Linked DNA regions of Mus musculus: regions 2, 3, 4, 5, 6 and 7 are each linked to region 1. The links are chromatin loops, found by intact Hi-C in ENCODE. Cell type or tissue: heart. All regions are shown on one strand. Region 1 has its middle 54 kb from the start of Gm40876. Region 2 overlaps Gmds (GDP-mannose 4, 6-dehydratase). Region 3 has its middle 120 kb from the start of Mylk4. Region 4 has its middle 140 kb from the start of Gm40876. Region 5 overlaps Gmds (GDP-mannose 4, 6-dehydratase). Region 6 has its middle 100 kb from the start of Mylk4. Region 7 overlaps Gmds (GDP-mannose 4, 6-dehydratase).

Evidence for each region. A loop is a pair of places that touch in the nucleus more often than their neighbours do. Peaks named below come from ENCODE experiments on the same cell type or tissue, not always from the same donor. Only the 100,000 strongest peaks of a DNase experiment are listed, where the experiment ranks them.
Region 2: a loop joins it to region 1, with 2.9 times the contacts of the local background. A loop is called at or near these places in 2 of 42 quality-filtered maps.
Region 3: a loop joins it to region 1, with 3.0 times the contacts of the local background. A loop is called at or near these places in 8 of 42 quality-filtered maps.
Region 4: it touches region 1 in a loop (2.1-fold over the local background); 4 of 42 quality-filtered maps call a loop at or near these places.
Region 5: a loop joins it to region 1, with 5 times the contacts of the local background. A loop is called at or near these places in 16 of 42 quality-filtered maps.
Region 6: a loop joins it to region 1, with 7 times the contacts of the local background. A loop is called at or near these places in 11 of 42 quality-filtered maps.
Region 7: a loop joins it to region 1, with 2.8 times the contacts of the local background. A loop is called at or near these places in 18 of 42 quality-filtered maps.

Annotation. Positions count from the first base shown.
Region 1 is chr13:32,409,631-32,413,630 of GRCm38, forward strand. No RefSeq gene overlaps it. Among named protein-coding and RNA genes, the nearest start is that of Gm40876, 54 kb to the right of the region's middle. In heart, no CTCF peak of the experiment used is centred here; a DNase peak (open chromatin) is centred at 1,931.
Region 2 is chr13:32,295,574-32,299,573 of GRCm38, forward strand. All of the region lies in intron 1 of Gmds (GDP-mannose 4, 6-dehydratase), which reads right to left. Among named protein-coding and RNA genes, the nearest start is that of Gmds, 41 kb to the right of the region's middle. In heart, a CTCF peak has its summit at 2,089 (motif pointing left); a DNase peak (open chromatin) is centred at 2,118.
Region 3 is chr13:32,660,549-32,664,548 of GRCm38, forward strand. No RefSeq gene overlaps it. Among named protein-coding and RNA genes, the nearest start is that of Mylk4, 120 kb to the right of the region's middle. In heart, a CTCF peak has its summit at 1,703 (motif pointing left); no DNase peak of the experiment used is centred here; H3K27me3 peaks cover 286 bases.
Region 4 is chr13:32,602,161-32,606,160 of GRCm38, forward strand. No RefSeq gene overlaps it. Among named protein-coding and RNA genes, the nearest start is that of Gm40876, 140 kb to the left of the region's middle. In heart, a CTCF peak has its summit at 1,978; no DNase peak of the experiment used is centred here.
Region 5 is chr13:32,311,241-32,315,240 of GRCm38, forward strand. All of the region lies in intron 1 of Gmds (GDP-mannose 4, 6-dehydratase), which reads right to left. Among named protein-coding and RNA genes, the nearest start is that of Gmds, 25 kb to the right of the region's middle. In heart, a CTCF peak has its summit at 1,608; no DNase peak of the experiment used is centred here.
Region 6 is chr13:32,679,316-32,683,315 of GRCm38, forward strand. No RefSeq gene overlaps it. Among named protein-coding and RNA genes, the nearest start is that of Mylk4, 100 kb to the right of the region's middle. In heart, CTCF peaks have their summits at 2,008 (motif pointing left) and 2,207; DNase peaks (open chromatin) are centred at 1,056 and 2,006; H3K4me3 peaks cover 193 bases; H3K27ac peaks cover 384 bases.
Region 7 is chr13:32,212,364-32,216,363 of GRCm38, forward strand. All of the region lies in intron 4 of Gmds (GDP-mannose 4, 6-dehydratase), which reads right to left. Among named protein-coding and RNA genes, the nearest start is that of Gm52055, 20 kb to the right of the region's middle. In heart, a CTCF peak has its summit at 1,895; a DNase peak (open chromatin) is centred at 1,918.

The DNA.
Region 1 (4,000 bases):
GGAGGTCAGAGGTCAACATGGGTGTCTTCCTCAGTCATTTTCCACCCAGCTTTCTGAGACCAGGTCTCTCAGAGAACCCAGAGTTCACTGACTCCCCTAGACTGGCTGGCTAATGAAAGCCAGGGACTTGCCAGTCCTGGTGCTGGGATTGTAGACACACATCACCGTGAACAGTTTTTACAAAAGAACTCTGCCGTTGTGTTCCTTAATGAAAATACGGGAGCTTGATTGACCCCCATACACCCGTGATGGATCATGTGTTTAGCATGAATGAGGCCCTGAATTCAATCCCCAGCACACATACATACAGAACATGTATGCTTATATATATAAATAATGTAGGTATCAAAATCAGTATCAAATTCTGTTATGTAGCTCTCTTTCCTGTCAAGTATTTTTAAATTCTTCTTCACGCCTGTGTCTGTGTGCTCATGTGGAGGTCAGAGGACAATTTCCAGGGGTCAGTTCTCTCCTTCTACCACGGAGATTCTGAAGGTCAGATTTAGATCTCCAGGCCTGGGGGCAAGAAGTACGCTTGGCCACTGAGTTCCCTTGCTGGACGTGCTCTGCAGCTTGAAACAGGAAATGTCTTAAGTGGGAAGAGTTTTAGTCTGTTGCAATATAGGGCCTCACTGTTGGGAGTTGGGAGTGATTTGTTGCAGGGTTGCTCCTCTGCTGCAATCTATTGAAAGTCAACATGTAACAAGGGAGTGTGTGTGTGTGTGTGTGTGTGTGTGTGTGCGTACATGTATGCTTGTGCATGTATATGATGTGCGTATGTGTATGTATGTGGGGTTCGTGCATGCATTTGTGTGTGTGTGTGTGTGTGTAGCCTTGTCTTTCTCAGTCTTTATGGATTTTGATGGAAACAATAAGATGTTGTTCAATTCATGATGGGATTAGATCCTAATATGTACTGTAAAATACAAGGCATATAGAATATTCTCAATTTACCAGGCATAAAGCTCATCTTTCCTCACTTGAAGTGTGGCCACAGTTAGACAAATTTACCTAGCTCAAGGCCTGTGTAATAATTTCATGTAACTCACTAAGCGCAAAACCAAGATGACTGTTTGATACAGTTTGCAGTGCAATAAAACTGCGGGGGGAGGGGTACCCTTCAGTTGAAGAAAATGAGGAGCTGTCTATCTGGGCTCCTCATAACAAGTTATTTTCTATAAGTCAGTTGCAAACCTTTCCCCTGGAGACTGCCTCTGGGTGTTATATTGTTCACAAGCTCACAATGGTTTGCCCATCCATGAGTGGAAGGATCTACTCTGCCTCCTGGGTCCCCAAAGCCTAAAATGTTTACTATCTAACCCATTAAGAAAAGTTTGTTAACTAACTGTTCAAGAGGAGGTGAATAACTGAGCAAGGCCTTTTGAGGGGATTGGTGAAGCAAAGTGAAACTCTGGTGAAGCAAAGTGAAACTCTGGCGGAGAAAAAGAACGAGTAAGCTTATCCCTGTGATAAAGTAGGATTTACATTTACATGTGTCTTTGACGGTTATGATGGGCAGTGGGTTATCCTGTGGGTGAGATTCAAAGTCGTGATGTCTGAAACTGTTCCAATTAGTTAGCAAAGAAAACAAAGCAAAGTAAAGTACAGATAAAGACCCATCAAATGAAAATACAGCTGATAGAGAAGTCTGGGGATGGGGTGGGGGCGGGGGGGTGGGGTGGGGGGGAGATCTGATTTGAATCACGGTAATGGGTATGTCGCATACAGGATTCCGGAGCCACAGGGTCTGTTTCAACCAGTCGAGGTCCAAATGGGAGTGTGCTTCACATCCACATGTTGTTCAGTGTCTCGCTTTTAGAAAGTTCCCATGCAGTTCAGAGGCCCTGTCCTGCGCAAGGTAAACAGTGGTGCTTTGCTAACTGTGGAACAGATAAAGTGTCTATCCTTTTAACTAGCGCTTGGAAACCAAACATGTCCCATCAATTCAATGCCATGCCCAGAGCCAAGAGAAATAGACGGATCATCAGGCTTTACAAAGGGAGTTCACAGTAGTCTCTGATATGATGGAACAATATCTTTGAAAGTTTCAAAACACAGATAAGATGAACTCATTTGTATTTCTTGGGAATTACTCTTTTGAAACAGTATGTTCCAGCCAGATGTAGGGTGTTCTGGTACGCAGTCAATACTGCCACCTGCTGGCTCGATCGAGGAAGGCTACTTTGTCAATGTCACAGAAATGTGACGGAACTGAGTTAACTTGGCAAGATGGCATTAGCTGACATTCTGACATTTAAACTCTCTTATTTTCTTTGCCAGTAGTGTTCGTGGAGTTATAGCCTATTTTAGATTGTTGTTTTCACAGTTGTGAATGCGTGTTTACAGCACACACCCACAAAATGATTCTGGTGTGCTTAGGTATAAATTTACTGGTTATGAATCTTTGTGGTGCTGCTGCTGCTATAATTTTTCTTCCATTTCCTTCTTCTACTCCCTAACTTCCTCCCCGTCTCGTTTAAAGAAACAGGGTTCAGTTTGGCTGGCCAGGTTGGATTTGTGTCCTTGGGATGAAGTGATCATCCAGTGGAGCTGGGACTGTAGGCATTCACCACTGTCTGGCTGTTCATTAACACACACACACACACACACACACACACACACACACACACACACACACACACTTATATATAAATACAATATGTTTTTCCACTTAGTGTTACTTGCATGTATATGATTTCAGGGCTCAGCACTTGGTGTTTATCTTAGTTAGGGTTTCATTGCTGTGAAGAGACACCATGACCACAGCAGCTCTTATAAAAGAAAACATTTAATTGGTGCTGCTTACAGTTTCAGAGGTTTAGTCCATTACCATCCGGTGGGACACATAGCATCATGCAGGCAGACATGGTGCCAGAGGAGAGTTCTATGTCTTAATCTACAGGCAGCAAAAGGAGATTGTGTTCTACACTGGGCATAGCTTGAGCATAGGAGACCTCAAGCCTACCCCACAGTGACATCCTTCCTCAAACAAAGCCGCACATACTTCAACAAGGCCATGTCTCCTAATAGTGCCACTCCCTTCCCTATGGGCCAAGCATTCAAACACATGAGTCTTTAGGGACCAAACGTATTCAAACCACCACAGTATTCAACAGCCAATTAGGAAATTCATCGTTAGGGAGGACTTTCTCCCCCACTCTCAGCACTCTGTGGCTGCCCATAAGATTTCCCATGACTATGTTAGCATGTCCACTGGTGTACTTCTTCGGATCTTGTTCAGTCAGCCATTTTGTTGAAGTACCATGGGTGAAGCTTTCATGTCATTTTAAGAAGGCACAGTCTCAAAGCATATTTTTCTGGTCCTCTGGCTTGTACAACCTTCCTTCCATCTCCCTCTTCCTTGAGGTTTTCTGATCCTCAGGTGCAGGACTTGTGCTCTGCTGTGCATTATCAGTTGAGGTTGGGCACTGCATGATCCCCGTTTGACTGGTTGTGATTTTCTGCTGCAAAGAGAGGTTTCTCTGATGAGCACTAAGAGCTACACTTATCGGTGTGTATAAGGATAAGTATTTAGAGTTATGGCATGTTAGGAATTATGCTGGCTTAGTCAAGGTCATAGTAGATTCAGCTCCAAGATGTATGACCTTACCAGCCTGAGGTAGTTGGCTAGATTCCCAGCACCAAGTGTGATTCCCCTCCTGTTGAGTGTCGAGTGTGACTAGAGAGCCATGGGTTACCACTAAGATATGATTGTCTTTCTTGCTGTCTTAGGGTTTTGCTGCTGTGAACAGAAACCATGACCAAGGCAACTCTTATAAGGGCAACATTTAATTGGGGCTAGCATATAGGTTCAGAGGTTCAGTCCATTATCATCAAGGCAGAAACATGACAGCGTCCAGGCAGGCATGGCACAGGAGGAGCTAAGAATTCTACATCTTCATCTGAAGGTTGCTAGCAGAATACTGACTTCCAGGTAGCTAGGGTGAGAGTCTTAAGCCCACACTCACAGTGACACACCTACTTCAACAAGACCACACCC
Region 2 (4,000 bases), 110 kb before region 1:
CCTGTCTTTCTTAATTTGTCATGATACAAATCAAGTTACTTGGTTCCCATGTCCTGGGAAACCCTGACCTAATCAGTGCTGTCAGCAGTTTGGACTGAGGAGGAGGAGGAGGATCTGCCAATCAAGGCCCCTCTATACACTGCACATCTCAATTCTCTTTTAGTTCAAATATTACATTTTAAATTCACAGTAATCTCTGAAGCAACATACCAACAAAAACTATAAAGAATTTTAATACAAGAAATGACATTAAAATGCAAAAAAAAAAACCCTTCACATATGTGAGACTTTTAAGTTGTGGAAAACAACCTCATCATTCTTAAAGATCCAAATTAGTTCCTAATACAGCACTGTCACTGTTGACATCTGTCCCGTGGGGTCAGACCCAGCACCTCTCACATGCTATATAAGAACTGAGCTACACCCCACTCTGAACAGTTTAATAAAACACACACAAACTTGTAGTTTAAACCTGATAAACAAACATAATAACAATAAATTGTACCTTAAACCATTTTCTATGATTTTTATTCTCCTCTTTATTAATCAACATTCTGCAGCCTAATCCCTTTATCACTGTAGCAAAATGGTTCCATATGCAAGCCAACCCAGGGTCCCTAGGTTTGAAAAGAGCTACCACAAATATATATTTTGGTTGTTGTGTTTTCCTAATCACGAAGAAAGGGGAAAATTCAAACAGCTTCCTTTATATAGTATGAACAGAGGAGTTCTTTAAAACCACATTAATTCCCCTGGCAAATATAAAGACCCTAACAAAGATCCATTGTTTCAGTTTCTTAGTTAGTACTTGACTAACCATGCATAAAAGAGAGACATTAGCATAGTTAACTGAATATATAAATACGTTCAGACTCAGTAACACTATTTCTGCCAAGCACAGTAGCTATATTTAATAAACATCATGCTGTTAGCCACAGTCACTTCTTAAACTGTCATTGGAATTATCAACTTTTACCATAAAGCAAAAGAAAACATTATTTTTAATAACATCAGTAAAGACCTTGGTTTCTTTTCTAAGATAAATGTACTTATATGAAATTGATAGGAAAGACCTTTCTGCAAAAAAAAAAAAAAAAAAAAAACCAACCTATATTTTATACAAAGAAAACAGACTTTTCCTATTCTGTAACAGAAGTGATAAAGCCTAATGACTCTGCCTAAAAATTGTGACCTAAATAAACAGGAAAGTGGACATTAAACTTTTGAGGTATGTTACTTTCCAATATGCTTTAAGTTTACCAAAAGAAAATTTAATTCCAGGGATTCTGAAGTTAAGAAATAAAAAGTATTAAAACCAAAACTATGATGTCTTGGACTGCTAAGGGGAGTATACTTGAACTTGGGTAGCATACTTGAACTTTAATGTATACATATGCTAAAACAGAGTAAAAACATATTTTCAGACTTTCTCCTGACATAAGTGGAAAGCTATATGGAAACTTTCCATGGCATGAATAACTACTTGATTTTTAAGAGAGAATATTAAATCTATAAAACTGACATGTTAATTTCCTAGCTATAGTGTACCTTCTTTATTTTCTAAAGAAGGCACGTAGAGAAATAATACAGTATAAACCACCTCATAATTTGCATTGAAAAGGCACACCTAGGGCTAGAGATGTAGCTCAATGAGACAGTGCTTGCCCATATCATGCGCATGAGGCTCTGGGAGCAAACCCCAATACTACAAAAAGAAGTAAAGGGAAAAAGGAAAAAATATTATTTATTTGTTTTATCTGCAAATGTGGAAATTAAAGGTCAAAATAAGTCATAAATATGTTAACTGTCAGGACATTCCAAGATTATTATTTATCTCAGCCAAAAAAAAGTCAGTCTGCTGTATTATTCTCACAGAGGTGTCTGTGTCAAAACCTTGTAAATGTCAGTCAGTGATGACTCAAAGCTGTAGTGATGATTCTGCTGCAGCATTCTAAGAATATGTGGAAATGCAAATAAACTCCGACAATGGCTCATATCATATCAAATGCCCTATCTGAAGCACAGCAACTTTAAGCAAAACTTAATGAGGACTAAACACAGCAGACACTATATACTGGAGCCACCTGGTGGCCTGTTTTCCTATAACACGGTAAACACTGGGTCCTGTGCATACAGCATGACGCCTTCAGTGCCTACCACCCAAGGAAGATTGTTCCCAAAAGTCAGTGAGGGTGAGCACCGCAAGCCCCAACACCATGCCGACGCACTAAAAGTGCACCACTAAGTAGGAAACACATTCCCCAAAAACCCACTCTAGGCATCTCCAAGTTGTGTTATATTTTCTCAACATAAATCCAAACCAACTCAATAAGTGTTTTAGAAAATCTTCTTAATAAAAATATAAGTAGCAGCTTATGATTTCCTGTGGAATTTGCTTCTTGCCTAGTTCCAGGAAGTTCAGGAAAAGGCTAATTTAACTTCTAAACGATCATGGTCCTGTCAGCAACACAAAAGTAGATAGTGCACTGATCTTTCATTGTGGGGCACAGGGACATTTGCCTGTAGCCACAACTACTAAGACAGGCAAAGGCAGGAAGATTACCTGAGTCCAAAAGCTAAAGACTCGTCTAGGTAGTATAGCAAGAATCAATTTCTCTCCCTCTCCCTCTCCCTCTCCCTCTCACACACACAATACACACAACACAGAAACAAATACACAACATGAAATAAGATAGATAACTAGGAAAAGGAATGGACTAGGAGTAGGAAAGGAGACATGATAATGGGTCAATATGATTGACATACATTATGTACATTATGAAAATGCCATAATGAAGCCTACTAGTGCATATAATTAATATATGCTCAAAAAAGTCTTTTAAAAAGCCAAGGATAAGGTAAGCCTTTGAACTATTAAGTAGGTGAAGTCTATAGCAGTCTCTAGCCTCCTACAACTCCCTCATTCCTCTTCAGTGTAGAATCAATAAACTCCACATTAAAGAAATGCAATTAGGAAGCTCACATAACCATTATAAGCTCTACTCCCACCTCTGGATGTACTGGGATGTGTACCAGACACAGATGCCAAAGGCTTCCCTCCAGGCTCCTCTCAAAGCATGCCACATTCCTGACTCATCCCAGAGATTCAAAGACCACATAGCTCATTGAGTGGAAATGCTGAATGGAAAGAAGGCTTCAAAGGATGCCTCTCTATTCATACCCTAGCCCAGGTCCTCAGTGCAGGGTAGACTGCTATTAAAAGACTCGTTTCCTGAGGAAAGTAGACAGTTTCAGGGAAAGACCATTTGGCTGGTAGGAGGGGGCTTTGTTGCCAGCTGTTCTCACAGCCCTACTCCCTGTGTGGTCTCCAAAGTTGCTAAACCTGACCACTTCAGGGGCCAGGTCTATAAAAATGAAGACATTTCCAGTAAAAGACCTGCTTGGCTCTACACTGTTCCACTTCACAAGGGAACACTGTTGCTAGAGAAGCTCTGGCTTTGGTGTAGGCATATCAAATGTGTGATGGACACTTGACATTTACCCCACGGAAAACCTAAGTATCCTACTTCCTGGAAGCACTCTAAACAGGATGGCAAGGCTGTATTTTTGTCGAATTTCCTAATTGCAGGTGCCCCTTGACACAGCCAGCATTAGGAGATCAATGGCAGAGCTGTTGTAAAGTCTAAAAGACAGTATGAATAGCCAAGTACTGTCACCTATAAAGATGGAAGGCACTTTCTCCTCAAGGTGTGATCCAGAAACAACACAAATACAGGTAGAAGATAACACACACCAGAATCAGAAGGCCTGGGTTCAAAGGAAAACAGTGTCATTTATCAGAGAAGTGCTGCACAGAGTCAGCCTTCCTAGCCATTCGTGCCCTGTCTATAACCTCATATCTGGGACTACATACAAAGAACAGGGGCAGAAAGGCGAAGTAATAAACTCAGGCTTGATAACGGGTTTGCTTTCCCTACAAAGATCCAAACACTGGTGAGAAGCCAGTATCCTCATTCACAAAGCTGAATCTCTTCATATC
Region 3 (4,000 bases), 250 kb after region 1:
ACTGACTGGAGCCACACTGTAGTTAGTGGCAGAGCCAGGATGTGCCTGGGACCAGTGACTCATGTCAGAGTTTCCTGGGCTCTGAATTCAGCAGAGGAAATGCTTTGTTTTCAAAGCTAAGTTCCTTTCCTTCTAAACTTCACTTCCTGCATCTAAAAGGGAAAAAATAACACTTTTTAGAGAACATGGTCAAAACAACAACAATAAAATGTGGTGATGTAAACACCACATCACTGAAGAACTGTCAATGGTGTCAGGACAGTAATGGGAATTGAGAAGGAGTATTTTTTTAAATGTAGAGAACATTCCAAATGAAAGTTAATGTTTGCATATACAGTACTGGGCTTTCTCAAGTTCATATCTAATGGCTAGGCCCTCTCCATCCTTGTCCCACTCCCTAACCACTGCTCTCCAAGCCCGCATCCCCATTTTCCTGTCAGATCATAGGCACAAGCATGCCAAAAGTATCATACTCACAAAAATGTGCCACGATTTCAGTCCCCTCCCCCAACACACATTACACGTACAGCTGTCGCTTTGTGTTTTTAAGGAATCAGGGAATTGCTTCAGCATTCAAAATATCCAGATGTGCTCATCCCAAACAAAAACTGCAACAGTGTCTGCATATAATCCTCTGTATATTCCTATATCTTTTCAATCATCTCTGGATGACTTGTAATAACTAACACATTGCGAGTACTGTGTGAGTACTTCTACCTCATTGTGTAAGGAAAGGTCTGTACATGTTCAACATGGATGCAGTGTCTGGCTGGGGAATATTTTCCATTCACATTGGTGCAGACCTAGAGATGTGAAGGACCGGCTATTCTCCACCATTCTTCGTTGATCCATCCTACTATACCTGTTGAATATCAGTCCAAGCATTATCTCCTGGGCACATCCTTCCATGACCTAGAGGCAGAATTTATAAATCCCTGCTGTGTTGCTTTGTTGCACCCATGGTGACTTCCACTATAGCATTTGGAGCCTTTGATTACTGTTATTTGATTACCAATGTTCATCTTTCCTTATTTGATACAAGGATGGGATCAACGCATGTCTGATTAAAACAAAACAAACAAAACAAAACAAAATAAAACAAAACAAAACAAAACAAAAAAAAAAACAAATGCGTAAAGGTCTCTGGCTTTAGCTTGGGGCAGAACGGTTGTACACAGAAATACCTGTTAAACAAGCAGCCCTTGCAAAGGACAAGGTTCAATTTGAGGACCCTTGACATTTAAAAAGTATTGTACTCTGTTCAATCCTGGAGCATGTGAGCAGTCGAGGAGTTTAAAGGTAACCAAGGACACTGCCACCTCAGGCATTTTAAACTGCAACTGAAATCCTAAGGTGAGTCTGAGGACATCTCATGCTTTGTTCTTTCCAGATTGTTCATATCACTGTGTATCTCATGCAGCAAAAAAAAAAAAAAAAAAAAAAAAGTGCCAGTAACAGAACCTGGGAGCAAAATGGTCTATCAAGGTGTAGGGGGACTACGCCTGTCGTATGGTGGAGTTTGCTAGACTCCCACAGTGAACTGAAGACTGACCCATGCTTAGGGAATTCCTTGGCTCCATTTGAAGGCATGCAAAGTAATATTTCTTAGACACCATCAGTAAGAGGCTAAGTGGTTGTTAAGTCCATAGACTCTGATCAAAGACTAACTTGGGTCCCAAGCCCAATACTGCCACCTGCTGATAGGTGACACTGTAAACTTCCATTTCTTCCCCCTTACAAACTTCCTTCTCTTCTGCCACAAAGAGGAGGAAACGGATGTTAAGTGCTCCACCTGTTGCAGAAATAACCAAATGCTGAAAGCTTATGAGGGTGCTCTGGTAATACTCATGAAACTAAAGTTTCCTATTTCTAGGAAAGTTCCTGGCTTGACCACTTATAGACAAATGTAGCATGTGCATGGCACACATAAAACCAAGATTACTGAAATACGAAGAAAATTAGCCATTTGTTACAAATGGAGATGTTTGTCTTGAATAATGAAAGTACATGTGTGGGATCCATTTGGTCACTGTTGTTATTGGAATATAAAACACTCCCTAGAGGCTCCTATGTTTGAACACTTGGTTCCTAACTGGTAGAGAACGTATCACTGGAGGCAGGTTTTGAGGTTAGATAGCCTGTCCCCACTTCCTGTTCTCTCTCTCTCTCTCTCTCTCTCTCTCTCTCTCTCTCTCTCTCTCTCTCTCTCTCCTCTCTGCTTCCTGAGTACAGATGAAACTTGATCAGCCAGCTTCCTGACTACCCTCCCTGCCTAACATTTCTGCTGCTGTATCTTTGCCATCATGATGGACTGTGCCCCCAGGGGAACTGTGAGCCACAATAAATCCTTTCTTCCTTAAGTTGCTTTGGTCAGGGTATTTTATCTCATCAGCAGAAAGGAAAATAATACAGTTACCTAAGTGACAGACAATAATTTTCTTATTATACCCAGCATTTGCTGTATAAATACTACCCCTCCCCCCAGACCTCAAAAGCATGTACTAGGTGAAAGGTGCGAATCCAAAAATGCTCCACATGGTATGACCCCAATGTGAAACCCTCTGGGAAACACACAAGTATAAAAGCAGAAAAAAAAAAGTCAGGGATGCCAAGGGTTGGGAGGAGGGAGGGATGAGGCTATGAACACAGCAGATTTCCAGTAAACCTATGCTTTTAGGTAATTTATGAGTACAAGACAATACACATTTATCAAAGTCTATGGTGTTACATCATGGAGAATGGAACCAAGGTGTAAATTCCAGAGCTCAGTTAACAATGATGTACCAATACCTGACACTTATGTTAGTTGGCTTTGCATTATTGTACTAATTAATTTGAGAAAAAAAGTTCTTTTTGGGGGGTTGCTTAGAGTTTTATTTTTCTGTAACTTTGGGGTCCATGGCAGAGCAAAATACCATGGTGAGAGAATGCAGCAAAGCACCCTGCTTCCCTCTCCGCATCTGGGTAGAAAAGAGAGAGGGAAGAGAACAGAAGTATCGGTATCCATTTTAAGGCCACAAGCTTCAGTTACTTAAAGCCCCCTTAATAGTCCCATTAATGCCCCAGTTCTAAAGATAGTAATTTTTTTCCAACTACTCCAAATCTGATCAGATCTCAGAGCAAATAGATTGCTCTCTGTGGTATAAAGAGTAGCAGAGCCCATAGCCTTCTTTAGCTGACAATAGTCTGAGAACAATGACTATTTAAAAAGCAAATCCACAGGGCTGAGTGTGAAGGTTGGTAGTAAAGCATTTGCTTAGAACATGCAAAGCTCTGAGCTGAGTCCTTAGCACTTCACACATGTGCACATGCACACAGAGAGAGAGAGAGAGAGAGAGAGAGAGAGAGAGAGAGAGAGAGAGAGAAAGAGAGAGAGAAAGAGAGAGAGGGAGACAGAGAGGGAGATGGAGAGAGAGAGAGAAAGAGAGAGAGAGAGGCCACTATTCTTAAGTCCGAGGAAGATTTCCCAAGACGAATTATAAAATGTCTAAAGGAACACTTCAAAGACTCTAATTATAGCCCAGTATTACATCATATACAAACAACTGTTGGTGACAGGTTGTATGGATAGCATTTTGAGGGATTCTAACACGTACTACAAATGACAGAGTGACTCTGAAACAAGGATTCATTTCCAAAGGTCCTGCATTCCCAAGGGCAATGGAGCAGGAGTGCATGCTTTGTCCTCTGTGTGGCATGCCAGTCTCTTACATGACAGTTTTACAAGGACTTTGCAGATCTCAAGTGGTAGGATTTGTTCCTGCAGATCCTGACACTGGTCACCTACAGTAGGCTTGGTGTGGGGGCTCTCTGTTGAAGGGGAGAGATAGGGAAACACACAGAGCCCATCATGGGGCCCATTTCTGAAGCCTTCACTCCATAGCAGGGGACAATTTCATCCACAAAATGCTACTCCAGAGTCAAGAGGAAGAAGCCCCCTTATTGGCATGATCGTGATGGGGGGAGGGGCAGAAAGAACGTCATCTAGTAAGTAAAAAGT
Region 4 (4,000 bases), 190 kb after region 1:
TGTCCTGGGGGTTCTTTCATTGTGTTTGCATACCCCCATCACTAATGCTCTGTGTTCATAGGAGATGAACTGTTTGAAAACCCACCCAAACAGCCCCATCAGGCCTTTTATATCTATCATTCTATAGTGCAAACTAGTGTCTCCACAAAAGTGGCCTTATTACAAATGCCCCAGTACTGAGGAGTGGAGTGTGGTATCTATTAAAGAATTTGTTCCAATGTTTCATCCTACTTGGATGTTCTATGTCTTTTGTATTTATTATTTCTGGTGCTAAGGATTGAACTCAGGGCCTTGTGCATGCCAGCAGGAGCAATACCATCAAATCACAAACCCGGCTCTGGTAGGATGTTTTATAAGCTGAAAACAGAAAGAACCATTGTCTGCAGAGAGCCTGTGGTTTCAGTGTAGAGAAAGGGCAAATCACCCTCTCTGTTCCACACCTGCCACAATCAGGTCTTTCTGTGTCTTGCACAATGATTACACCGAGGAGGAAGAAGTGAGGCAGAGGAAAAGTTTGAAGATTTTCAGGTTCTACCAGGAAACAAAACACAGAAGATTCTTGCAGGGGTGTTGTTCTAGCTATAGGTGACTTCTGAAGCATGCCTTGAGCTCCCAGTGAATCCTTCATCCTGGGTCTGTCTCTGATTGTCTCCCTGTGTTGAGCCACACAGGCTGTTCTGACCCACACTCACAGCTGTATTCATCCACAAAACACTCTCTTCTTGGGCCTTTAATACATTTTTTCCTCTGATTAAACACTTTAGTTTCTCTGATGAATTGCCTGGCCTTATATTCCATGTGTGTGTGTGTGTGTGTGTGTGTGTGTGTGTGTGTGTGTCACACCACACACACACACACACACATTCCTTCAAGTCCCAGTGTGAGTGTCATGACCAAGAGAAGCTTTTATCTTCTAAACCTTGTGCTCTAGCCTTACCTATCTCCACTGTGGTATTTTATGGAAGTCTGTTCACCTCTAACCTGTGAACATGCTTCGCACGTACATGCATGGGCAGTCTCATGTATGTGCACCCACACCTGCAAATGCACACTAGGCACATGTACATTGGGACAGACATTACAATTTCAGTGCATGTTCACATGCCATTACAGATGTGCATATATACTGTGTACACTGCATGGGGTGAGACATTGAGTCTTTCACCTCTGTAACAAAGATCCTTGCTCATAGTAGGTGGTCAGTAACCTGCTATCAGATAGGCAGTAGATGAGGAACAACGTACTGAAGCACATACTCACCTTAGAGTCAGCTGATATAAACATTAGATCAGAGCTTCTCTATTCATTTTGATTCCAGACAAGTTCACTGATAGCCATGTGGACTTGGAAGCTCCATTTCTTTTCTACAGCTCTCCTATCCAATCAGATAAAATACAAAGTTTCTGTCCAGAGTGAGGTAATCCCATCCCCCCAAAAGTTCCATCAGAGATTCAAACAAATAAAAACAAACTTCCCACTTTCAAGCAAACTACTATTGATAGTAGTCAACAAGCATGGAGAGAGATCAGCATATACCACAAGTGGAAAGTTGTAGCCCTGCTCACTGTCCAAGATCAACCCACAACACAGTTAGAACCAAAAGACTAAAATAAAACACTATGAGCCACACACAGCTATAAGGACCAAGAAATTTCAACCTCATGAAAACTAATGTAGACAAAAATACATGCATGCATGCATACATACTCACATGTCTCCATATACATAAGTAAATAGATCATAATTAGGTAAACAGACATATGGATGATTAAGAAATTTAAACGGTGTGTGTGTGTGTGTGTGTGTGTGTGTGTGTGTGTGTGTGTGTGAGGGCAGGCACTAGTCTGTCTATTTAAGACTGATGATAAATCTAGCAGTTCATTCATGCTTTGCTCGATGATAAGGAGGAAGTAAAAGCTTGTGTTGTGGCCAAAGCCTTTGCCACATTAAGCCCTTGGTAAAGATCTCCAGTGCCACCCAGTGTTTTCTAGAGTAGGAATAGATTGTCTTTTATTCTCACACCCACTAACACAGGATCCAGTACACTGCTGGGTAATGAGGATGATAATGCCATCTGACATTTATTTTGTACATTTCGTATCTCAGTTGGCCCGTGTGTTTGAAGGCATGTTACTTCCACACCCTACCTGCAAGGCTTTGAGCTTTGAGCCAAACCATCCTTTACTCACGGCAACTCCCAGTCCCAAGGGCCTCTGAAATGTGCTAGACTCACATGCACTGGAACAGTGACTCAACCGTGCAGTCTTCCAAAGACAAAATTCCCGTGTGTGCCTCAGAGTATTCCCTGAGGCACATTTGCGTACTCTGAGGGAGAACATCTTTATTTTTGACAGCTTGGAACTTTCCTCCAGTGCTCTTAACTCTCTTTATGAAATTTATCTGAAGATCTTTGCTCCTAGAAATGCATCTCATGGGCCAGTAGTAACAGCAACGCCTGGGGTCTTGTTACACGGAAATATACAGGCATCTCGTCTCAGACCTTGGAGGCTCCCAGGGGCTTATGTACATATAAAAGCTCCAGCATCTATATTACAAGCAATTTATAATTGTTGCACATATGCACATGTGTTTTGTATATTGACACATATAATATCGACATACATCCATTGCACATGCATTAGGTATATACTATAGTGCTTTGTGCATTGTTATCTATGTGAGTGTTATACTGAACACTCATTATAGATACATTTTTATGTATAATGACTTTATATAAAGATAGCTACATTGTGCCTACATGAAAAATGCTTAGCATACACAGGGAATTTAAAGAACATCTTCTTGATAAGCGTAGTATGTATTCTACATATGTTTGAATACATATAGATTTTTGCTTGTTTTGGCAGGTTACTGAAAACACATAGAATTCTCAGGTACTTCCCCAGCACCATGCTTGCCTGACTGCCACCAGGATGAGAATGAGCTAAACTTCTGAAACTGTTAGCCAGCCCCAATTAAATGCTTCTGAAAAACCCCAAGTGATAGTTTACTGATCACTAGTTGAGAGTCTTTTAATCTGGTAATAAGTTGAGGAGAGGGCTTTGTTATTGCTATTACATTTTAAACACTATATAGGACATTTGTTCTGAACCTCAAGAACCTGACCCTCACAATATTATGAAATGGGAATTATCAGGGGAAATTATAAGCTAATAGTCGTGTGCTATTTGGAGTAAATGCAATATTTAATTCCTGGGTGATCCTGCCTATCCTAGTGCTGATGTTTTATTAATAGAATAATATGTGCTGACTGGATTGTCCAAGTCGGTGTTCTATTGCTGTGAAGAGACAGCATGACCACAGCAACTCCTAAAGAAAAGGAAGCATTTAATTGGGGTTGGCCTACAGTTTCAGAGGTTTAGTTCATTTTCATCCTGGTGGCAGTGAGGCAGACATGGTGCTGGAGAAGTATCTGAGAATTCTATGTCTGAATCTGAAGGCAGTAGGAAGAGAGAGAGAGGGAGACAGACAGAGAGAGAGAGAGAGAGAGAGAGAGAGAGAGAGAGCCAGCCACTGGGACTACCTTGAACTTCTGAAACCTCAAAGCCCACCCCACCCCCCATTCACACACTTCTTCCAACAAAGCCACACCTCCTAATGCCTCCAAAGTAGGACCACTCCCTGATGATCAAGTATCCAAATATGTGAGTCTAAGAGCGCCATTCTTTTTCAAACCATCATCATATGGACAGCTTTCTTTATATGTTAGAGAGGAGACGAGAGAAAGCAATGATCTCTTATCTCCTTGTGTGATTTACAAACAGGAGAGAGCTGTTGTATTTTATTGTGTAGGGAACATGTAAAATTTACTTAAAACATTAGGAAAGGAGAGTGACAGATACAGAAATTCACAGTGGCAAGGCTGACAGAGAGGTAGTCATCCCTGGAACACCACCATCTTGCTCTGGAGTAAGACAATGCCTTAGACTTCTTTTCCACAGCCGAGGTTCCCATCATGCTGTTTGACACAGAGACCATG
Region 5 (4,000 bases), 98 kb before region 1:
AAGGCAATTTTCTAAGGACTACAGGGGTGTTATTACACCAATAAATTCCTCAAGGGAGATAAAAAATGGATACTATTTTTTTTAAAAAATAGGATTTCAAGGGCTGGAAAGATAGATCAGTGGTTAGGAATGCTTGCTATTCTCCCAAATGACCTGGCACCTAGTTTGGGTAGCTCAAACTGCCTATAACTCTAGCTCTGGGGGGCCCAGCACCCTTTTCTAGTATCATACATGTTCATCCACTCATAACCAGCACACAGACACATAGACACACATACCTATGCATAAATATAATATTTAAGTAATTAATTAAATAGGATCTGAATAACCAGGAAGTTGAATACATATGTGCTTGTCTATGTTATGAGGCAGGACTAGTCCAGGCATGCAAAATGTTTGGGCACTAGAGGTGAGGCAAGAAAGACAGACACTCCCTTCGCCAGATCATTAAGGACTCCGTTTTCAGGAAATCAGTTCTGTCTCCAGGGCATCAAAAATTAATAACAGGGTTAGCTTAACAGCTATCAGTAGCCCAGATCTCAGAGATGACAAAACACACAAAGAAAGTTTAAATAACTCAATCAAAAATAATTACCAAATCAGTGGCCAAGCTTTAAATACAAGCTACTATTCCCAATGCACACACTTAACAGCCATTCTAGCCATAGAGTACCATGCATGGTGTCTATACAGCTTTCCTATGACCTTACAGGACAACACAGAGGTGATAATGGTGAATTTCAGTCCTTGGATTTTTAGTCCTTGGATGCTTAGAAGGAGCTCTCTATATATTTATCAAAATATTCTGGCATGAATTTATGGGAACAAAATTGATACAGCTCTGCTGCCCAAAGGGAAATGAAAAACATACTAGAAAACAGTATTCCAAGATGTGGAAACACAAAAGCTCTAATTATAGACCATGCTTTACAATTCTTTAAGTAAAACCTGCACACTGTTGTTAAGTCTCACTGAATCCTTAAACCTAGACTACAGTAAGAAAATTATAAAACATGCATCAGAAAACTCACTATCCCCCTTCCTAAGTTAGGGAGAGATGGAGGTATAAGTATTGTGGTGAGGCTGTCTGCTGCTGTTAATGACCCAGCAGCTGGATGCTAGCAACAGTGCTTACCTGAGCCAGCAGCCAAGGCAAGAGTGGGAATCTTACTCACCTTTATCCTAAGCTTACTGAAGAAGCCACTGCTATTGCTCCGAGATCACTATTTTAGACTTTCATCTCCAAAACGATTAATAGTGTTCCTCTTTCACCAACTGATTACCAGTTCATTATAGAAAATATTTAAAAAATAATACAACTCAATATTCATATCTTGTATGATTTTCTAGTCTTGATATTTGTTTTAATTTTCACTTTGCATTTTAAATGATAGCAGACATCTAGAGCACGTATATGACAGGAAGGCTTCTGTTTTTTTCTTTTTGTAACCATAAAGGAACACTGGTAGCCACACAGTGAGCCAGGGGGCTACATGAAAGAAGATGCTACAAGTAAAGGAAATCAAAACTCAGAGCCACCGAACAAGACATGACGGTTTGTTTCCACCTATTTTTGACTGTCTGTCTGGCTTGCACATCTTCCCCCTCTAGGGGGAGCAGTCCTACACAGCAGAGAGCTGTCCATTAGTCATCTGTTTCACAACTGCTGGTGTCAACACATAAGCAATCTGAAAGGTTGCAGGTACTAAGGAACAGAATAAAAGACATGATTCGCATTTGGTATCTAATACATACTTCACACACACAATATTATCACATGATTAAAAGATTAAATTTATGAAAAACTTCATTAGGCATGGCAAATGGAGTCAGAAGAGAAGCAGAACTGGCTCCTGAAGGTTGTCCTGTGGCCTGTGCACAAGTTGTGTGGTATCACAGAACATATACATACTGCATACATGTGCACATGTGCATGTGTTCGCACACACACACACTTAAGGAGAAAGAAAGAATAAATACAATTGTTATAAAAGAAAGAAAAAAACAATTTAGAAATATGAAGCATGCATTTACTAAAACTTCTAAAAACAGGATAGGTGGGTTTTTTTGTTTGTTTGTTTGTTTGTTTGTTTTAAGAACACAGTAAACTAAAAGTCTGGGAAAAGCCGGGCGTGGTGGCCCATGCCTTTAATCCCAGCACTTGGGAGGCAGAGGCAGGCGGATTTCTGAGTTCGAGGCCAGCCTGGTCTACAAAGTGAGTTCCAGGACAGACAGGGCTACACAGAGAAACCCTGTCTCAAAAAATCAAAAAAACAAACAAACAAACAAAAAAGTCTGGGAAAACCCCCACCTTGAACATCACATTATTTACACAATTATCACAGTATTTAATGCACTTCAAGTGACTTCAGAGAAAACAAGTGATCACAGATCTCAGAGCTTCAGTCCACGCTACCAGCATAAGCCATCCTCATGAAGTCAAAACACAAAAGCCCAATAACCCAGTAACACAAGAAAACATAGCATTACAGCCAAGTATGTCATGTAATCAGTGGAAAGGCAATCACTCTTGTATACTATAAAGTAACAGGAGTTTCACATAACTGAGTTTTCTACCTACTAATTTAGCATCCTTGCTATTTTCTATGGGCTGCATTTTGGGGATGTAAACAAGCTCAGGGTTGGAATCCTAGGTCTGTGGTTCAAAGCTAGTCAAAGTCACTTCTACTCGCCTGTTTCTGCACCTACCCTAGTACAGTAGGGAAAAGATTAAATGAAGTTTACTCTAACAAGGAACTTAGAATGCAGCCTGACACAGGGAACATGCTTGAGAAATATAGTTATTGCTACACAAACTCTTAGCCAGGGTTTGTGACTGTGAGGCTGTCCAAAAAATCCCCACTGTGTCTAACCACTCTTCCCCAGTCCAGCTCCCAGCTCCCGCCAAGGAGTGACTGAAATGGATGTGTTAGAAAAGGCCAGGTTGCTCGTATGTACTACTGAAATAAGAAAGGAAGTCACTGAAGGATATTCGAGAGAGGTTTTATCATTCCAAAGAGAGATAGAAAGCAACATGATTACGCCATGATACGGCATAGGTGGCTTTCTCCTGGGTCCTCATATTAAGGTTTAATATAAAATGTCCCCCATAAGCTCATAATTTGAATAACTGATTCCCCAGTTGGGTACTTTAATTTGCATTTTAATTTTAAACAAGGTCAATTCAATAGTAATTATCTGTCTGGTATGTTTTTCAAATATACATATATTATTTAATATAATAATATATATTATATATATTCTCAAATAAACAACTCTATCCTCTCTAGTGAGACCCACCACCACCAAAACTGTAATGGGAAAAGTTGTAAAGCTCCCAAGAGACATGACAGACTGGAAAGGAAAAGTGCTTTCATGTTAGCATCCCACAATAATCCATGCTGTAGAATAAGAAAATTAGTCTAGAAAACCACTATAGAATTTTAAAGTCCCAGGAAATATTTATTCTATGTTTTTAAAGGGGGCTACCAGGTTCATGACTTCATTTAGGTAACCAAAAGGGAACTAAACCACAGTTAAGTTCTCCTGTAAACGCTAATACATAGACATTCAAAAACTGTAACTTCCCTGTCACTTTTCCCAGTAAAATCACCTAAAATCTAACTGATGTTTCAACAATGGGAATAATTTAACCCATCCCTTTTGAATTATAATGTAGCAAATTCTATTAAATAAGTATAGTGAAGCTATGTGGAGGTTAATGTTATAGTGCCTACTTAGTTTTCATTGAGAACCTGTGTTGCCATTTTCTGTAATTCAATTGATTAAAAAGCCAACTAGAGGTGACATTTTCTGAGTGATAAAGAAAAGGCCTGCCCGCCCAAGCTCGGCTTCTCAAAGCATATGGATTCAATTATACAGCAATACCTCAACTACTGACATCTTATGTGGCTCTAATTTTAGTTATTTTCTGCTTGGGGAAGTTGCAGTTGAAGGCCTTCCTCCAGGATTTAAATAGAATGCATATGAACATTTGCAT
Region 6 (4,000 bases), 270 kb after region 1:
AGATTGGCTGGGAGTGTGGCGCTGTTTGTTATTGTAACTGATGAAACTTTGCCTAGTCTTTTTTTCCTTCTTCTTATATTTGTGTCTTTCTGTCTTTCTTCCCATCTGTCTGCCTGTCTTCCCACCTACCTATCCATCCATCCATCCATCCATCCATCCATCCATCCATCCATCCATCTACCCACCCACTCTATCTATCTATCTATCTATCTATCTATCTATCTATCTATCTATCTATCTATCTATCTATCTATCTATCTATCTTGAGGCCAGAGCTGTCTTTGAACTCCCAATCTTCTACCCCAGTCTCCCAACCACTGGGATTACCAGCACAGTCATTCTTCATCCCTGAATAGCCCCAGAGGATGGCATTTGAGTTGTTGCTTTATTTTATCAAATCTATGAAGTATTTTTTTTTAAATAGGAAGAAAACATGAAAATAAGAGGGGAGGAACACAAGGTTCTAAATCTGAAGTCTGACTTCAGATTCCAAAACTATTCCCATCAGCTGTGACCTGCATGAGTCAGAGAACTATTGAGGACCTCAGTTTCCACATCTACAGAATGGGTGCAATAGTACTTATCTCCTCTGATTATCTGAAATGTAAACTCAATGATTTATATTCCAGACATCTAGAAGCAGACTCAGAAAGTGGTGAAGGCTTTAAACAAATTGCTTTTAAACACCCCAAGTCATCAGAGAGACTCACTTTCCACACACTTGCTCCTGTCAGGGTAGACAAACCCCAGGAAAGTTTGTCCCTACTTTCCAATGCTCTGACATGGGTTGCGAGGGCGTCAGGGAGGCTATGGGAACGGACAGAGAATGTTCTTGCCACACATCCAGGTTTTAGAATGTGCACCAACCTGAGTCACAAGTGCATACCCCCGCATGCCACTCCGGGCCATCTTTCCCTGCCAATGCCACCCACCAAGGCCAGAGCCAGGTGGCTGTGAGTCAAACCTGTCTTCACTTTGACTTGGCACCACAGACCTTTTGAATGGAGTCCACAAATTCGTGAGACAAAAATAGGCTAGCTAGCCCTCACCAGGCCTTCATTGTTGAGGGATGACGGTTGGCTGGTGGTTACACAACCGAAACCTGGGCCCACCACGGAAACGCCAGCTCAGCCATACACAAGGCCGAGCTCTCTGCCCACGGCAAAGTCCTTTGTTCTTTTTTTTTTTTTCTCTCTGACACGCCCCTACCTTCCATTCTTCGGAATCCAATTGTTAGAAAGTTGACAAGCTAGCTGGTGACAGGTCTCCTTGGACAGCTTTCCTGTCTTCAGATAAGGAATGGGGAGCCTCAGCGGGGTGTCATCCATACCCAGACCCCAGTGAAGGAGAGGGATACACAGACACCCGTTCTACACCCTCTGGCTAATCTTAGTTCTCTGGGGTCTCAGTTGTCTTTTCTGACATAACACCGCAGGAACCCATTAGTGTTTTATTGTGCTGTCAACTATTCCTGGTCACCTTCCCCACCACCTCTTACAATTTTGTAGTAGAGAGAAAAATTTCAATACGCTGGTCTTGTTTTTAAATTTTAAGAACACAATAGTTTGAAGCCAGAAACAGGGCTGGACCGAATGCCAGGGCTGATTCTGGCCCAGAATGCCTTGGCTACCAGGGAGTGCATAGGTTGTTAACGTTCAAAGTTGATCTTTCCTCTTATGAAAATACGTTCGTGCAGGCACCCCACTGAACACAATTATTTTTCCTGCTTGGTGAGGAAGACTCCATGCTCTGGTCAGGTCTTGTGCCTCCATGTTTTTTCCCTATACCCCTTTGAGCACACCCGTCAGTCCACCACCCTATCCTTTGAGTGGTTTGTACCTCTTACTTGTGCTTACTTCTGCGAGGTTCTCTGAAGCAACTGGGAACAGGGAGGGGAAGAGGAATCTGCTGAGGAATAGCGCTTTTAAAATAAAAAAATAATAACACGAAGTATTATAAGCACTAGAGGCTGGAAAGAGCTTGTGAGTCCCATGGGGTGGGGCGCAGCGTGCTAGTGAATGACAACATTGCCCTCTGGTGGTCTACTTGAGTAAGACAGCCATAGGTTGCAGGCTGGACGTGGGGGGGGGGGGGGGGCTCTCACTAACGTTTCCCACTAATCCCAAAGAAACCATAATTGAACAATGTAAGGAATTCCCCATGAGGCCCTGAGGTTACAAAGACTCAAAGAAGAAAAAACTCATGTAAATATTCAATTGTTTTAGAATGTGTTTCCTTTCCTTTATTTTATTACGTTTTTATGTCTAGTTTTCACATTGTGTACTCCATCTATAAACTCATAATTTAGGCTCTCCAGGAACCAGAAACCGGGCTTCACTACTCTCCCCTGTGAGAACCGTCAGTGGTGAGCAAATGTGTAAGTGTGATGAAGCCTCTTTTCCCAGGCTGGCCCTTTAAAGTTCCAATGGCTCGGTGTAAACTCCTCCAGTTTAGGGTGGGAAAAAACCTGCTGTGTGCTTGGGAGTTGGGTGGAGGACTGGAGTCCAGAGCAGCATATTCCTTTTGTTATTTTTTCACTCCAGGCAGTATAATCCTAGATACTTAACTCTCTGTCTCCATAAACGAACAGATTACTGATTCTCATTCTACCAGCTTTTCATGGAAAAGAAGGGCAGTGTTTTGTTTTATTTTATTTTTTAAGTGCTTGTAGTTTCTTCCAAAGGAACAGCTTTGTGAGAACCAACTTCTGCAAATTAGAAAAAAAATACTGTATATCAGTGACAAAGCACCAGAGCTAAGGCCATTGGCGAAGGCTTGCCCCACCAGCAATCTGGACATGGAAATCTGAGGACCCAGAGCTACACAGAGAGTTCAAGGCCAGTCTGGACAACATGAGGTCTATCTCAAAACAAAACCCAAAAAGCCAGCAAGGCCTCATTGTGGTTGGGCATTTTCTTGCGTGGGATATATTTGCCCGATCAGTAAAAGAGTTGCTCTTGAAAACAAGTGATGCTTCATTTTTGGTTAATTTTTAAAGATTTATTATTTGTGTTTTATAGGCATAAGGATTTTGTTTACACGTATAACTACGTACCACATGTGTGCCTGTTACTCAGGGAAACCAGGAGTTACAAACAGCTGGGAGCCACCACATGGATGCTGGGGACTGAGCAAGCATCCTCTGCAAGAGCAGCAAGTGCTCTCAACCACTGAGTCATCTCTCCAGACCCAGACAAGTGATGGTTTGGAATGAAATAACGAATAATGCAACCCAGAAAAAGAAAGAAATTCTAAATGAACACAACAAGGAATGTGTGTGAATGCCACACTATGCTCTGCAATCTCAGCCTCTCCCCACTGTGGACCTGGCAAGTGATGGCCCAGAGTGAAATGGAGGGGGGCGAGTGTGGCTCCTCTACCATGGAAACGAGTGTCCACTGCTTTAACGGGCATCTTGTTTTTGTAATGGTAGCAAAATGTACCTAATATAAAATTGCCCACCCAGTTTTAGAGCCAGTCACCATCCAGATGAGCATTCTTTTTTTTTCTTTTTTATTGGATATTTTCTTTATTTACATTTCAAATGTTATCCCCTTTCCCAGTTCCCCCTACTCCTGGAAACCCCCTATCCCATCCTCCCTCTCCCTGCTTCTCTGAGGATGCTCCTCCACCCACCCACCCACTCCCGCCTCCCCTGCCCTCGATTCCCCTATACTGGGACATCAATCAAGCCTTCATAGGACCAAGGACCTTTCTTCCCATTGATACATGCATGACAAGGCCATCCTCCGCTACATATGCAGCTGGAACCATGTCAGATAAACATTCCTACTGATGTGCAACCACTGCTGCTATCTAGCTCCTGGAAACCTCACGTGTTCATCTAGCGTTCTGCATTCTGTCCTTGTGGATCTGACCACTCTGAAGTGGGGTGACAGCACTTGCCCCCTCATGACTGGTGTATTTTGTGTAGCACTAAGTCATCAACTTCTTCGAGATAGCAAGCACCACAATTTCTTTCCTACTTGAGACTGAATCA
Region 7 (4,000 bases), 200 kb before region 1:
CATGGCAAAGAAAAGGTCAAATAAATAATACGTATGATACCATCCTATTAAGAAAAAGCACATAGTCTTAATCTAATGTCTGCCAAATGAGCTAAACATACAAAAGGAAGGCAGTTACCTAAAAAAATACAATATTCTGGTTAAAAATTATTTTTCAAGTAGTATATACTATTCTAAACCTCATTAACAAGTATTAACAATAACTTACAAAAGAATTTGTATATAATAACCTATACTTAGATTTTTTTAAACATGTAGGATGATAAAAGTTCACCTTATTAAATTTTACTAAATTAATTAAAATTATCAAAAAATTACATGTATACAAATCAAAACTTGTATAGTTTTTATGTTCACGTAGCAATGCTAAAAACATAAAAAGAGTTAACACAGACCTTCCTGTGCATACAAATTAAAGCTAACACAGTAGATAGTTTAAGAGAGAAAAACTACCTAAGTACATATCTTTTCTTACCAATATGTGGCAGAGCAAACTCATTTAATCATTAATAAGTAACAAGAAACAGCCAAAATATGTTTTATGCGTCATTAAAACCCCATTGAGGCCATTACAGTCCCCAGCAAAGTGATGCTGGAAACCACCTTTACCCTGGCCACCACATTCCCTCCTGACCTCACTCGGCTGAGGCAGCTAGAGGGTGAACGGCAAGACTCTCATGTAAGCCTTTATTAACTATGAGAAATAAATTATATTAAGTGTTACTTTTTGAACTCAGAAATGAGGGAAGGGGTTGTTAAGATATCAAATTTACTAGGAAAATAATTATGTGAGAAATAAGTTGCTGTCACATGAGAGACTTGCCAGATGCTGTATTTAAGCAAGTTGTTATACACACCTTTAGAATCAATTTTGTGACAGAGAGATTAGTCTATGATACTAAATTGCCTGAAGAGAATTAAAAAAAAAATGGTGGGGGAAATGTTTGGTGAACAACATTGCCAGTTCTTTAGGAGTGTTTGTAAGCAGTAAGAGACCACTGTGATTCAATTGTTACATTGTTACAAAATGCCCTTCTACCCAACTTGCAGATTGCAGGCTCTAATAAGTGCGCTTCTATTTCCTTAGCTCCTCCTTTCTGTGATTTTTACCAAATACAATTCTAAAACTTGAAAATTACCTAGAAGTTTGTGAGAACACACAGAAAGGTCGTCAGAGCCAGACACATATTAAATATTAATTATAATGATGACTGTCATCTTCTACAGTGATTATGTCATTATATAGGAATGCTAATTAAGGCATAAAATGACTTGTTAATTGAGAACGTGTTCTGAACAAACACATTTGTACTTGTGTATTTAATAGAAAATCCAGCCTGGAGACTGGGCCGTAATAGACTGCAGTTCTATTTTTTAAAATGCTGACATTTGAGCAAATGTTCCCATGGAATGTTTGCCTGATTCGTGGACTGACATTTCCTCTTTGTAACTTGCTTAACTAAAAAGGAGCCATGCAGGCCAAACCCCACAGTGCACACAGGCAGTAGGCCATTTCTCGCCACTGAAACTTTCGTAAGGTTTCTCTTTTCCTTCCCTCTTCCCGTACCACCACTCTGTCCTCACTGTCTTCTTATTTTGACACACACAATATCATAGCTGCTTTTAGTCATCTTACAATAGAAGACGTACCTGAAAAGATTAAGATTTCCCACCTGGGATTTGTCCAGAAATTCAGTGTATCATAGTCCCCCACAGCTTCTTCCATCCTGCTATACTTGTGTGTTATCAATAGTAGCTTTCTTTCTTATTTTAGATTTACTTACACTAAGAACCCAGGGAACCAAGCTGATGGAAATCAGTGTGTATTGTCACTCATCTTTCATTCTAAAATCAAGGCTGACCTCCATGTCTGTGGCACTTTGCTGCCATCTATGTGTATAAAGAAGCATAACAATCATCCTTGTGGCAGAAACTCTGCCTGGGTCCCTAAAGGAACAACCCTGTCTCTCAGCTAGATAAAGGGGAGCCTTCCTACCCTAGAGCAGAAACTTGCTGGAAATTTCTAGGACTTCCTCTGTGAAGCAACGTCATTAACACTGACGTGCAAAGGCGCATTATTTAAGGCATCTAGTTTTTATCGGAGCCAATAGTTTTTTACCCAATACAGATATTAATAAAATATTTTTAGCATAGTCAATACTTCTCCCATTACAGAATTATATTATATATTATATATTATATATTATATATTATATATTATATATTATATATTATATATTATATATTAATTAATATAATGACTTTTAAAGAGTTAACTATTGAAAAAATAAAAGTAAAAACTAAGATACTTAAAAAACTTAAGTAAATAAATTCTATAAAATAAGTTGATTTTAATCAAAATTGCCATTTAAATATCTTGCCAGGACAAATGACCATTTAGCCAAAAAAAACCCCTTATAATATTTAATATAAGGTAAAAGCAAAAGTAGTCTTTGCTCTTGTGATGTAAAAACAAATGCTATGGTGTAATAACCATTTCCCTGCTAACCAACACTGAAATGCTTCTTTCCAGAAAAGACAAGCGAGTCTACCAGAGTCTGCCACAGCCGCACAGCCCGGCTGTGAAGGATCTTAACAAATGCACAACAGACTCACATTCCAGAGTGAGTGCTACGGAGTAGGAACACAAAGAAAAGGAGCCTCTCTTCCAGTCATAGGGAAGAAGGGTGACTGACAGTCAAGACGAGGGGCTGTCCTAAAGAGTCGGAGGTCGGGTTTGTTGATATTATTCATTTCCTAAAGAGAAAAGCAACAGAGAGAAGAGCGCTGGCCCTGAGTCACCAAACAATGAGAAGCCCTGATTATGCTACTTCCACTCTATTGACCCATTCTTCACAACTTCCCAACACCATCTCTGTAAAATTCCATTTTACTCATTAATACTATGACCATATATAACTTAGCTCATATTTCAAATGCACCATTTTCCAAAGAGTTCTCCAAGTCCTACTGATGAATTTAGCCATTATAACAGACCAAGCAACACTTCATGCAGTCTTATAAATAAAACTATTCTTGCCAGGTGTGGAGGCAGAGGCAGGTGGATTTCTGAGTTCAAGGCCAGCCTGGTCTACAAAGTTAGTTCCAGGACAGCCAGGGCTACACAGAGAAACCCTGTCTCCAAAAACAAAACAAAAACAAAACAAAACAAAACAACAACAACAAAAAACTATTCTAACTGCACATTATAAAATAAACATGCAAAAGATACATAGGTCGTTGTGATTTAATATCAATTATGTCTATTAATCATTGATATTAATATTTTAAAAGTACACACCACATAGTACATAAAATTTTCTTGTTGCTGGTACTGATAAAGTATCAATTAATGATTAACATAGAAACCAAAATAAAAAGTGCTTATGCATTAAATTTCTTTGAATTAAAAAGGTCTCATTTTATCTTTTTGTTCCAATTTTAAGGACTGTACTTTAAAAAAATAAATTTATAAACAAAATACGTACTAAAATGATGAAGTGAGATTTGTGCCTAAAACAGGATCTATTAAGTCTCTTAAAGGGGAGCTTAATTCTTCAAATACAGACACCAATCTGAGAGAAGGCAATGTATATATGCCTTCAAATATTAAATAAACCTATTATTTATACACTCATCTAATAAGAAATTCTAAAATCTGTTTCCATTCATCACAAAAAGAAAAGAAAAGAAAAGAAAAGGTAATTTCACTCACATTACATTTACTAATGACAACATTTCTTCCCATTAGTATTTACAAAATCACCTTGGACATGAACATTAAGATACACATGAACATTTAGTGATTTGATTAATTTTAGCTTAATATGCATAAATTGTTCCAAGAGTGAAATACTTTTGATTTTATTTAGTTAAAAAAAAAAGCTACTACTGTAAATAGATTAAGTTTGGAAAAGCTAACAAACACACCTTTGTGTGGTCCATTAATTATAAACAAAATTCCAAGCATTATTAGCTGTTATCAAAATTACAATACCAC